Linked DNA regions of Homo sapiens: region 2 is linked to region 1. A link is an interaction called in ENCODE POLR2A ChIA-PET data of the cell type or tissue named here. Cell type or tissue: K562. All regions are shown on one strand. Links, peaks and the distances in the headings refer to the core of each region. The heading gives the core; the rest is flanking DNA.

What was found. ChIA-PET counts read pairs that join two places held together with the same protein. Peaks named below come from ENCODE experiments on the same cell type or tissue, not always from the same donor. Only the 100,000 strongest peaks of a DNase experiment are listed, where the experiment ranks them.
Region 2: POLR2A ChIA-PET joins it to region 1 with 5 read pairs; 2 of 35 experiments call an interaction of 5 or more read pairs at or near these places.

What each region holds. Positions count from the first base shown.
Region 1 is chr12:76,403,727-76,409,114 of GRCh38, reverse strand. All of the region lies in intron 5 of OSBPL8 (oxysterol binding protein like 8), which reads left to right. Among named protein-coding and RNA genes, the nearest start is that of BBS10, 58 kb to the right of the region's middle. In K562, for the core only: no CTCF peak of the experiment used is centred there; no DNase peak of the experiment used is centred there.
Region 2 is chr12:76,775,598-76,780,985 of GRCh38, reverse strand. The region is part of intron 1 of ZDHHC17 (zDHHC palmitoyltransferase 17); the gene reads right to left. Among named protein-coding and RNA genes, the nearest start is that of ZDHHC17, 14 kb to the right of the region's middle. In K562, for the core only: no CTCF peak of the experiment used is centred there; a DNase peak (open chromatin) is centred at 2,875; H3K4me3 peaks cover 423 bases.

The DNA of each region.
Region 1 (5,388 bases), core at 151-5,150:
AGTTTTGAGCCCTGTCAATCATTTTACATGATCTGTATTATTAAAGAAAGTAGGAAATAATTTATCTTAGGTCTGCCACAGCTAGAAATACAATGAGATTTATAGTTTTTTTTTTAAAAAAAAGATCTATTTTCAAGCAATTAATACCAGAATTGGTGAATACATGGTATAATGGTATTCGTACTCAAAAGCCTAAACACCTAAACACAAAGACCTACATACCACAGCTACCTATTTGCCATCTATGTGTACCCTTTAAGGGGGAGGCCTGAAAAGGAACTTTGCATACCTTAAATGAAGCTGTGTGCCTTAATGGGGGGCGGGGAGGAACCCACAAGCTTTAGAACTATGCTTTGGGTACAGTAGCATCTAGTCATATGTGGATCCTTAAATTAATTAAATGTAAATAAAATTAGAAATCCAGCTCCTCAGTTATACTAGTCACACCTTAAATGCCCAGTAACCACATATGGCTAGTGGCTGCCACACTGGACAGCTCAGATATAGGACATCTGTCATTTAGAACGTTCTACTGGGCAGCACTGCTTTAAAGTGAAGAGTCAATTTGAATCTTGACTCTCCTATTACCTATAAGTTTTTAGCTGCTAGTTACAATGATATTAATAGCTACTTTTTTTTTTTTTTTTTTTTTTGAGAAGGAGTCTCGCTCTGTCACCCAGACTGGAGTACAGTGGTGCGATCTCGGCTCACTGCAAGCTCTGCCTCCTGGGTTCACGCCATTCTTCTGCCTCAGCCTCCCGAGTAGCTGGGACTACAGGCGCCCGCCACCACAGCTGGCTAATTTTTTTGTATTTTTAGTAGAGACAGGGTTTCACCGTGTTAGCCAGGATGGTCTCGATCTCCTGACCTTGTAATCTGCCCGCCTCGGCCTCCCAGAATGCTGGGATTACAGGCGTGAGTCACCGTGCCCGGCCATTAATAGCTACCTTTTTTTTTTTTTTTTTTTTTTTAAGAGATGAGGGCCTCACTATATTGCCCAAGCTGGATTCGAACTCCTGGGCTCAATCAGTCCTCTCACCTCAGCCTCCCAAGTAGCTGGGACTGCAGGCACATTGCCATCATGCCCAACTTAATAACTACTTTTTGTTGAGAGTTTACTTGGGCCATTTTAACGTTCATAACAATACTAGAAGACAGGTATTATTGGCCCCATTTTATGAATGAACAAACTGAGGCTCAGACAAATTAATTCCCCAAGACTCAAAATAGTAAGTCTTAAAACTAGAATTCACAGTGGCTTCAGTTTTCTTTTTTGTTCACGGGAGGTAAGATCTTACCTCCCAGACTGTGGTGCAGAAAGTACCTGACAAAGAAGCTGGTTAACAGTAGATAGTTAAGAATTTATTTTCTTATGAATAAAGCATTAGAGTGAATGAATGGGATTCTTAACATAACTATTTGGTATATAAGTAAAATTATACTCATCATATTATTTTCCAAGAGCTGAAACTTACTGATTTTCTCATAATTTAGATTTAATCTTAGTTTATTCTGTTAGCTTAAGATGTCTATAGTTGCTACATTGTCTTTAAATATTTTAACATTCTGCTGGGTGCAATGTTTCATGCCTATAATCCCAGCACTTGGGGAGGCTGAGATGGGAAGATTGCTTGAGCTCAGGAGTTTAAGACCAGCCTGGACATGACAAGACCCTGTCTCTACAAAAAATACAAAAATTAGCCGGGTGTGGTGGCACATGCCTGTGATCCCAGCTACCTGGGGGGCTAAGGCAGGAGATGCTTGAGCCCAGGAGGTTGACGCTGAAAGTGAGCCATGTTTGCGCCACTGCACTCTGGCCTGAGAGACAAAGTGAGACCTTGTCTCAAATATATAAATTTGTGTATATATATGAGCATGCAACCAACTCTCTTGTTTTTCAGAACAGTTGTAAAATTTATACATTTATCATTAAACCTCATACTTGTGGAATTCTGAAGATTTTTATTCTTATCTGAGTAATTTTGGAAAACAAGATTTATTATTCCTTTCATGATTTAAGTTGTGTAACTGAGGACATCAAACAATTTTAACTTTTCCCAACTTGATGCAAAAAATATGAATACTCTCATTTTGGTCACAGGATTTTAGGTTAAATGTTATTTCTTAAAATTCATGATTGAGCCTGATTAACACAATGAATTACACCTGCCTCATCCCCAAGACATTATTTAAAAATAAAGGAGCTGGGCACAGTGGCTTATGCTTGTAATCCCAGCATTTTGGGAGGCTGAGGTGGAAGAATTGCATGAGCCCAGGAGTTCGAGACCAGCCTGGGCAACCTAGCGAGACCTTGACTCTACAAATCAAAAAATTAGCCACACGTGGTGGCATGTTCCTGTGGTCCCAGCTACTCAGGAAGCTAAGGTGGGAGGATCACTTGAGCCCAGGAGTTGGAGGCTGCAGTGAGCTGTGATCACACCACTGCACTCCAGACTGGGTGACAGAGTGAGACCCATCTCAAAAAATAAGGCAGTTCCTCTTTCTCATGCACCTTTTCCTAGGCTTTTTCATTGTATGAATGAGTGAATTGGAAAAGTCGGTTAATCAGATTATCCCAAACAAAGTAGCATTTTAAAATGAATTTTTAATTATCCATCTCAACCAAAGGAATTACAACATAACTAATGTGTCTAGTGGGATAAAAGGAATTCTGTTAAAAGGATAAGGAGTTTTTGAGCTCACATCTCTTTAAGTTGATTTTTCAACCGTTTAACTATTTGCCTTGTAGGTTTGCTAAATCATCTTTTACTTGCTTTAAAATATACATTTACCTGGATAGTTAACAAACCTTTCTAAACCAAAATGTCTGATGTGATCACAGTAACTTATCATTATCCTTGTTGTTCCTTGTATCTGTAGCATTTTGTAATTTTCAAAGCAAATTGCAAAGTATTTTCATAAATAAATGCCCCATTATTTAAATCTCTAAAGGTCAGATTTTTGATAGCACCTGCAATCTGAAATATAGTCATAAACCTGAAACAATATATTACCAAGTACTAAGTTAAACACTTTAAGTATCATTTAACCCTCAAAGCAACCCTATAAATTAGTAGTAGTATCTTCATTTTACAGATGAAGAAACTAAGACTGACAGGTTAAATTAACTTCTCAAAGTCACAGAGCCTGTAAGGGGATAGCAGTTAAAGGGGAAAATAAAGAAGAAAAAGAGAAGGAAAGAAGTAAAAAATATATAACATGCTAAACATTCTAATGCCATTTAACAAAGAGGGAAGCAGTAGTATACATTAAACCTGCCTATCTTGATGGTCATCATTAAGAGAGTGGTCAATAAAGTTTATGAAGGCAGGGAAACTTAGTTTAGTAAACTATCCCCAACAAAAAAATCGTTTACATTTTTGGCATTTGAAAGGTGTTTTGATTCAGAAAACCGAGGTAGTAATTTAGAAAAGACTGTGGAACTTGGTCATTCCTTTTTGTATTACAGAACTAGACTGCACGTTATGGCAGAGATTCCTTGAGATATGTGAGTTAAAGATTCCTTGAGGGCGGTTTACCAAGCTCATGTGACACCCTTCTGACCTGCTGGTCCCCTATGTACAGTAATCTTTTAGGAATAACCACGCTAGAGCTTATCATATAGAATTGTTAGGGAAACAAATTTGATTTTTTTTAAGGCAAGGTCTCACTTTATCATCTGGGCTGGAGTGCAGTGGTGCAATCACTGCTCACTGCAGCCTCAAACTCCTAGGCTCGGGTGATTCTCCTGTCTCAACCTCCCAAACAGCTGGGACTACAGGGACACACCACTATGCCCAGCTAATTTTTTTATTTTTCATAGAGACGGTGTCTCACCATGTTGCCCAGGCCGGTTTTGAACTCCTGGGCTCAAGCAATCCTCCCGCCTTAGCCTCCCAAAGTGCTGGGATTACCAGCATGAGTCACCATGCCCGGCCACAGATTTCTCCTTGTTCATAAAGATAGATCTTAACTTTAAGATACCATATGAACAGTTTTAAAAGGTAAGAAATTAATATAGTGAGATAACTAAGAACATGAAGCTGGGAATTAGAGTAGGGTACAAATCCCAGCTCATCCACTTTGTAGCTTTGTGACTTTGGAAAGATATTAATCTGTTAGTTTTAGTGTCCTCATTAGTAAAAGAGGGATACAACTACTATCTCCTAAGTTTGCTTTGAGTATATAAATATTTCGTATATACAGTTGATCCTCGAACAACATGCAAGTTAGGGGCACTGACCCTGCCCTCCCCTGTGCATATAAAAATCTGCATATAACTTTTGACTCCCTAAAAACTTAACTACTGTAATTGTGTACTGTTGACCAGAAGCCTTACTGATAACATAGTCAATTAACACATATTTTGTATAGGTATTGTATACTGTATTCTTACAATAAAGTAAGCTAGAGGAAAGAATATGTTATTTAAAAAATCATAAGAGAAAGTATATTTACTGTTTATTAAGTGGAAGTGGATCATCAGAAAGGTCTATCTTTGTTATCTTCACATTGAGTAGGCTGACGAGGAAGAGTTAGTCTTGCTGTCTCAGGTGGCAGAGGCAGAAGAGGCGGAGAAGGTGGTAGGGGAAGCAAGAAAGGCAGGTACACTCAGTGTAACTTCCGTAGAAAAAAAATCTGCCTATAAGTGGACCCACGCAGTTCAAACCTATGTTGTTCAAGAGTTAACTGTACTTGGTAAATAGTAAACAACCATGAATGTTCATTAACTTTTAAGCTAATACTATTAGTATTTTTTATTTAATAGTTTCTAAAAAGTACACTACTATAAACATTGTCCTATTAAGTTGTGGGAAGTAGAATCTCCTAATAATTTTAAGCCATCATATTCTTCTGACAATAGCCATGCCATTTTGTGTTCCCAGGGCCAAGGAGAAGACAGAAACCTGTTTGGCTTGAGGAATGTTATGAAATTGTTTTGGTATCACAATATATGCCATCATCATTGGAGTAATTAATGTGATGTTTCAACTCCAATTCTTAAAGGAGTAACTTTCCCAAAAGTTTAACTAGGTTGATTTCTACATTGAGAATTGTTTGCATTTCCCTTCTGGTTCAGCCAGTTAATACCATCACCTTAATAGCCCATCTTTCATACCAAGTAGCAGAAGTGTTTTTAGGAGAGATGAGAGAAATGAGCTGCAAGTACCTATTTTATTTTCATTTTATTAATTCGTTAGATATTTACTAAGTTCATTCTTTTCTTCGGGTGATACACACTGGGTATCATTGACAAATAAATGTGTTATCTGTTCTTATTAATCTAAAAATTGAGGGAGTTGTATACAAAGGTGTGTATCCTTGATGATATCTAGTGGTATTATGCACATCTGGCCGCTCAACATTTGAAAGCCACCATTTGAATCA
Region 2 (5,388 bases), core at 330-5,329, 370 kb before region 1:
ATTTTTTTTTTTTTGTATTTTTAGTAGAGACGGTGTTTCACTGTGTTAGCCAGGATGAGGATGGTCTCGATCTCCTGACCTCGTGATCCACCCACCTCGGCCTCCCAAAGTGCTGGGATTACAGGCAGAAGCCACAGCGCCCGGCCTATCGGACTTCTTAATTTGGGGAGATCCAATGGCTACCTAATTTTATCTTGTTTGATTTGTATTTCCCTGAAGAAAAGTGAAGAAGTTTATCAAAGAGAGATCAACTACATCAATGCTATTGAAAAGTCAGGAAGAATGAAGACTGCAAGTAATCATTGGATTTAACAATATAGAGGTCACATTACTTGGAAAGTGGGGCACATGTTAGGCTGCAGTTGACTTAAGAAAAGATGGGAGAAAAGGAACTGGGAACAGCAAGTACAGACAACTTTTTAAGAATTTTATTACAAAGAAGTTGGGCGGTAGCCAGAAGTGACATGGAATCAAAGAAAAATAAAGTTTTTTATTTTGCTTTTGTTTTGTAAGATGAGAGAAATGATCACTAACAGAAATGATCTGGTAGAGCCAAAAACTAATGATGTTAAGTGTAGAGAACTGCTGGAGAGGTGTCCTTAAGTGGGCATGAGGAGACAGAAATTATTGTAACCAAACATGTACAGTATCTTTTATGCTGGAAACTACAAAACACCAATAAAAGAAGTCAAAGAATATCTAAATAAATAAGCAGGCATGCCATAATGACAGACTGGAAATTTTAATATGGTAAAAACTGTCAATTCTCCAATTGATATATAAATTTAATATCAGAATCCCAGCAAGTAGACAATAGACAAGTTTAACCTAAAATTTACATAGGAAGTAAAAGAAAACAAACCGCTAAAACAATTTTGAAAGAGATGAATAAAGTGAGAAGAAGCAAACTACTAAACTCCAAGACCTACTATATAGCTATAGTAATCAAGACTGTGTAGTATTGGCTGAGGAATACATAAATCAATGAAACAGAAGACCCAGATATAAAAACAACAAATATGCTCAACTGATTTTTTACAACAATGTAAAAGCAATTCAATGGAAGAGATGTACCACAGCAGTTGGATATCTATAGGCAAAAAAAAAAGAAAAAAGAAGCTCAACCTTAACTTTCACACTTTATACAAAAATTAACTCAAAATTAATCATGAACTTGAATGTTAAAGGTAAAATTATAAACTTAAAAACACAGAAGACAATCTTTGGGATCTCAGGCTAGGCAAAGAAAACTCAGACTTGACATGAAAAGCACAATTCATAAAAGGAAAAATTGGTCGAATAGACTTCATCAAAATTAAAACTTTTGCTCTGGGAAAGACTGTTATGAGGCTGATGTGGTTTGGCTGTGTCCCCACCCAAATCTCATCTCGAATTGTAGTTCCCATAATTCCCACGTGTCATGGGAGGGAATTGGTAGGAGGTAATTGAATCATGGGGATGGGTCTTTCCCATGCTATTCTAGTGAGATAGTAATCTCACAAGATCTGATGGTTTTATAAATGGGAGTTCCCCTGCACACACTTTCTTGCCTATCACCATGTAAGACGTGACTTTGCTCCTCCTTGCCTTCTGCCATGATTGTGAGGCCTCCCCAGCCATGTGTAACTGAGTCAATTCAACCTCCTTCCTTTATAAAGTACCCCGTCTTGGGTATGTTTTTATTAGCAGCGTGAGAACAGACTAATACAAAGGTGGAAAAGACAAGCTACAGACTGGGAGAAAATAACTGCAAATCACAACAAAGTGACTAGTGCCTAAGATATATAAACAGCTCTCAAAACTTGACAGTAAAATAAATAATCAACTAGGAAATAGGCAAAAGACACAATTAGCAGCTGAAATGTATACCCCCGAAACTCATATGTTGAAGCTCTAACCCCTGTACCTCAGAACAGACTGTATTTGGAGCTAGGGTCTTTAAAGAGGTGATCAAATTAACATGAGGCCATTGGGTGGGCCCTAATCTAATGTGATTACTGTCCTTTTAAAAAGGAGAAAATTTGGATACATAAAGAGATCATGTGAGAATATGAGAATGCAGCCATCTGCAAGCTAAGCAGAGAGACCTCAGAAGAAACTTGATCTTGGACTTCTAGCCTCCAAAACTGGAGAAAAAAAATTTCCATTGTTTAAGTCACCCAGTTTGTAGCATTCTGTTATGGGAGCCCTGACAAAGTCATACAGACGTGAAGAGACACTTCACCAAACAAGACATACAAATGGCAAATATGCACATGAAAAGATATTTAACATCATCTGCCATTAGGGAAGTGCAAATTAACATGACAATGACTTATCACTTACCTATAAGACTGGGCTAAAATTAAAAAGTGTCAAAAATTTCTTTATTATGGTTGCTGACTCAGCATCCATTTTTAGATCTAACGTAAGTTATCTGAAACCCAGCTATAGCCCTCCATCTTGGCCTAGTTAAAACTTCCCGGCAGGGCACAGTGGCTCATGCCTGTAATCCCAGCACTCTGGGAGGCCGAGGCAGGCAGATCACCTGAGGTCATGAGTTTGAGACCAGCCTGGCCAACATATAGTGAAACCCCGTCTCTACTAAAAACTAAAAAAATTCGCTGGGTGTGGTGGTGCATGCCTGTAGTCCCAGCTACTTGGGAAGCTAAGGCAGGAGAGTAGAAGAATCGCTTGAACCCATCCAGGAGGCAGAGGTTGCAGTGAGCTGAAATCGTGCCCTTCTACTCGACCCTGGGTGGGAGCGAGACTCCATCTCAAAAAAACAAACAAAAAAAAACTTCCCTTGCCTGTGTGACTGTCTGCAATATAGACTTCTTCATCTCACTGACCAAAAACTCAATATTCCCCACAGCTGCTGACCACGATAAAAACCTAATGGTCAACACCAGAGTCATGTAAATAAGATCTCCCTTCAGGAGTGTTTGCTTTAAACTAGCCAATCCACAACCACCACAGGAAAGCCTACAGGGTAATGCCCATGTACCTTAAAAAAGGCATAGTCCCACTGATATCCCCTTTTCCCTCTCACTCTTTTTCTCTCTCCCCTCCCTCAGCTCCCCGCATCCTTCCTTAACCTTAACCTCTCTGGGCTCTACCAGTAAATCTCGTTTCATTCTGGTTTCACTTCCTCATGTGTCTCACCTGACACACACGCACAAACCTAACTCAGTTCCCCAATCCCTGCTAGGGCTCTCCTAGAGTGACGCTACTTGCCTTATGGCCCTCTCAAGATAGAGATCCCAAGACCAATTAGAAAGTAAATATAACAATAAAAATCACAACAAAGTGACAATACCAAATGCTGGTGAGGATGCAGCTCTCCCTCATCCTCACTCATATACTGCTGATTGGAATGTAAAATGTACAGTTACTCAGGAAAACAGCTTGTCAGTTTCTTACAAACATTAACATGCAACTACCATATGACCCAGTGATTGCACTCCCAGAAGAATCAAAATTTATGTTTACATGAATACTTGTACACAAATGTTTAAAGCAGTTTAATTTCTAATAACCAAAACCTGGAAACAACCCAGATAATCTTCAATGGGTGAATGGTTAACACATCACGGTACATCCATACTGTGGGATACTATTCAGTAACAAAAAGGAACAAGGTACTGATACACACAACAACCTGATGACTCTCCAGAGAATTATGCTGAATGAGAAAAGCCAATCCCATAAGGTTACATACTACATGATCCCACTTATGTAACATTCTTAAAATTACAAAATAATAGAAATGGAGAACAGGTTAGTGATTGCCAGGGGTTAAGGACAGGTTGGGAGCTGGAAGGAAGACCACATGGGTATAAAAGGGCAATATGAAGAATCCTTATGGGGAAGGAAGTGTGCTGTATCTTGACTGTACCAATGTTAATTTCCTGGTTGTGCTATTATATACTATCCTATCCTATCCTACAGTGTCCTATAATTTTGCAAGGTGTTACCACTGGGAGAATCAAGGTAAAGGATACATGAGATCTCTCCGTGTTATTTCTTACAACTGCATGTGAATCTACAACTATTTTAAAAAGTTCAAGAAAAGTTATCAACTTGAGCATTTAAAATGTGCACAATTTATCATAAAATATGCCTCAATAAAAAGTTACACAGTAAAAAAAATTTTCATACAAGTTTTTTTAAAAAACTGTCCAGAACAAAGCTGTCCAATTGAACTTTCTGTATATAGATTATTGACCTGTTCTATAATTCTGTGCTACCTAAAACAACAGCCACTAGCCACACATAGCTAATAAACACTTGAAATGTAACTTGTATAACTGAAAAACTGAATTTTAAATTTTATTCATTTTAATTAAATTTAAACTGCCACACATCAGTGGTGGTCACCATTGAACAATGCAGGTCCAGACACTACAAAGAATAGGGAAGATCGTTATGTGCTAAAATACAGCTATGTCCAAATTGTATTCAGAAAAATACAGATTTTATAACATAACATTTATGTAATAAAAACAAGGAAATAAATATACATGAACATGTATGTAAAATATATATTTAAATGTACAAGCATAGAAAATTCTGAGTGTACTTTAAAGTAGTATTTACCTGTGAGGAGTGAGAGAAGTTTGTGCTTGCTGGGGACAGGGAACTGTGGGACTTCACCATGAACTATATATCCTTCTGTACTACTTAAATTTTTTACAATAATCATGTGTCACCATTAAGGCTAAAAAAAACCCATGCTGAAACTTAAATTTCTGATACCTTTAAAATTTATACATTATTCAACAGTATAGAATAAATCGGATGTTAGGATAATAATGTTCAGAAAGTTTAAGTTTATATATGGTCTGCTATGCTAGAAGACTAGATTCTAGTTTGTCAAGAATTTTTTTTTTCCACCTGTACCCTTTTTTGGGACTTGATTACATCAATTATTCAATGGAAAAAGGACACAAATAAGGAAAAAAAGTTTAATGGGAATTTCTGAAATCAAGCTAATTAACCTCTCACAAACAGGTGGAAGATTCTGGCTATTTACATTATGAGTGGTCAAAGAGAAAGCAAAATTTCCAAAGAAAACACTGTCTAGAATTTATTCATGATTATATTTACAGAAATATAAATAAAGATTAATGAATATTTATAATTTCAGTGAAAGAACATAGGGAGGTAAAATTCTAGGGTTAAAAACAAGATTAACAATAGTGTACATGCTCTCTTAAAATCTTGGAACTGCAGAAAGAAAGTAAGTAAAGATTATAAAACAACAGCTAACTATTTGCCAGGTATTGTTCTAAATTTTACTTAGAGACAGAATTTCATAAAATCAAAAGATGCTATTGATTATAATATGCACCATTATTGTATGTACCACTAAGAAAGAAAATACTGCCAACTGAACTGAATGCTTTT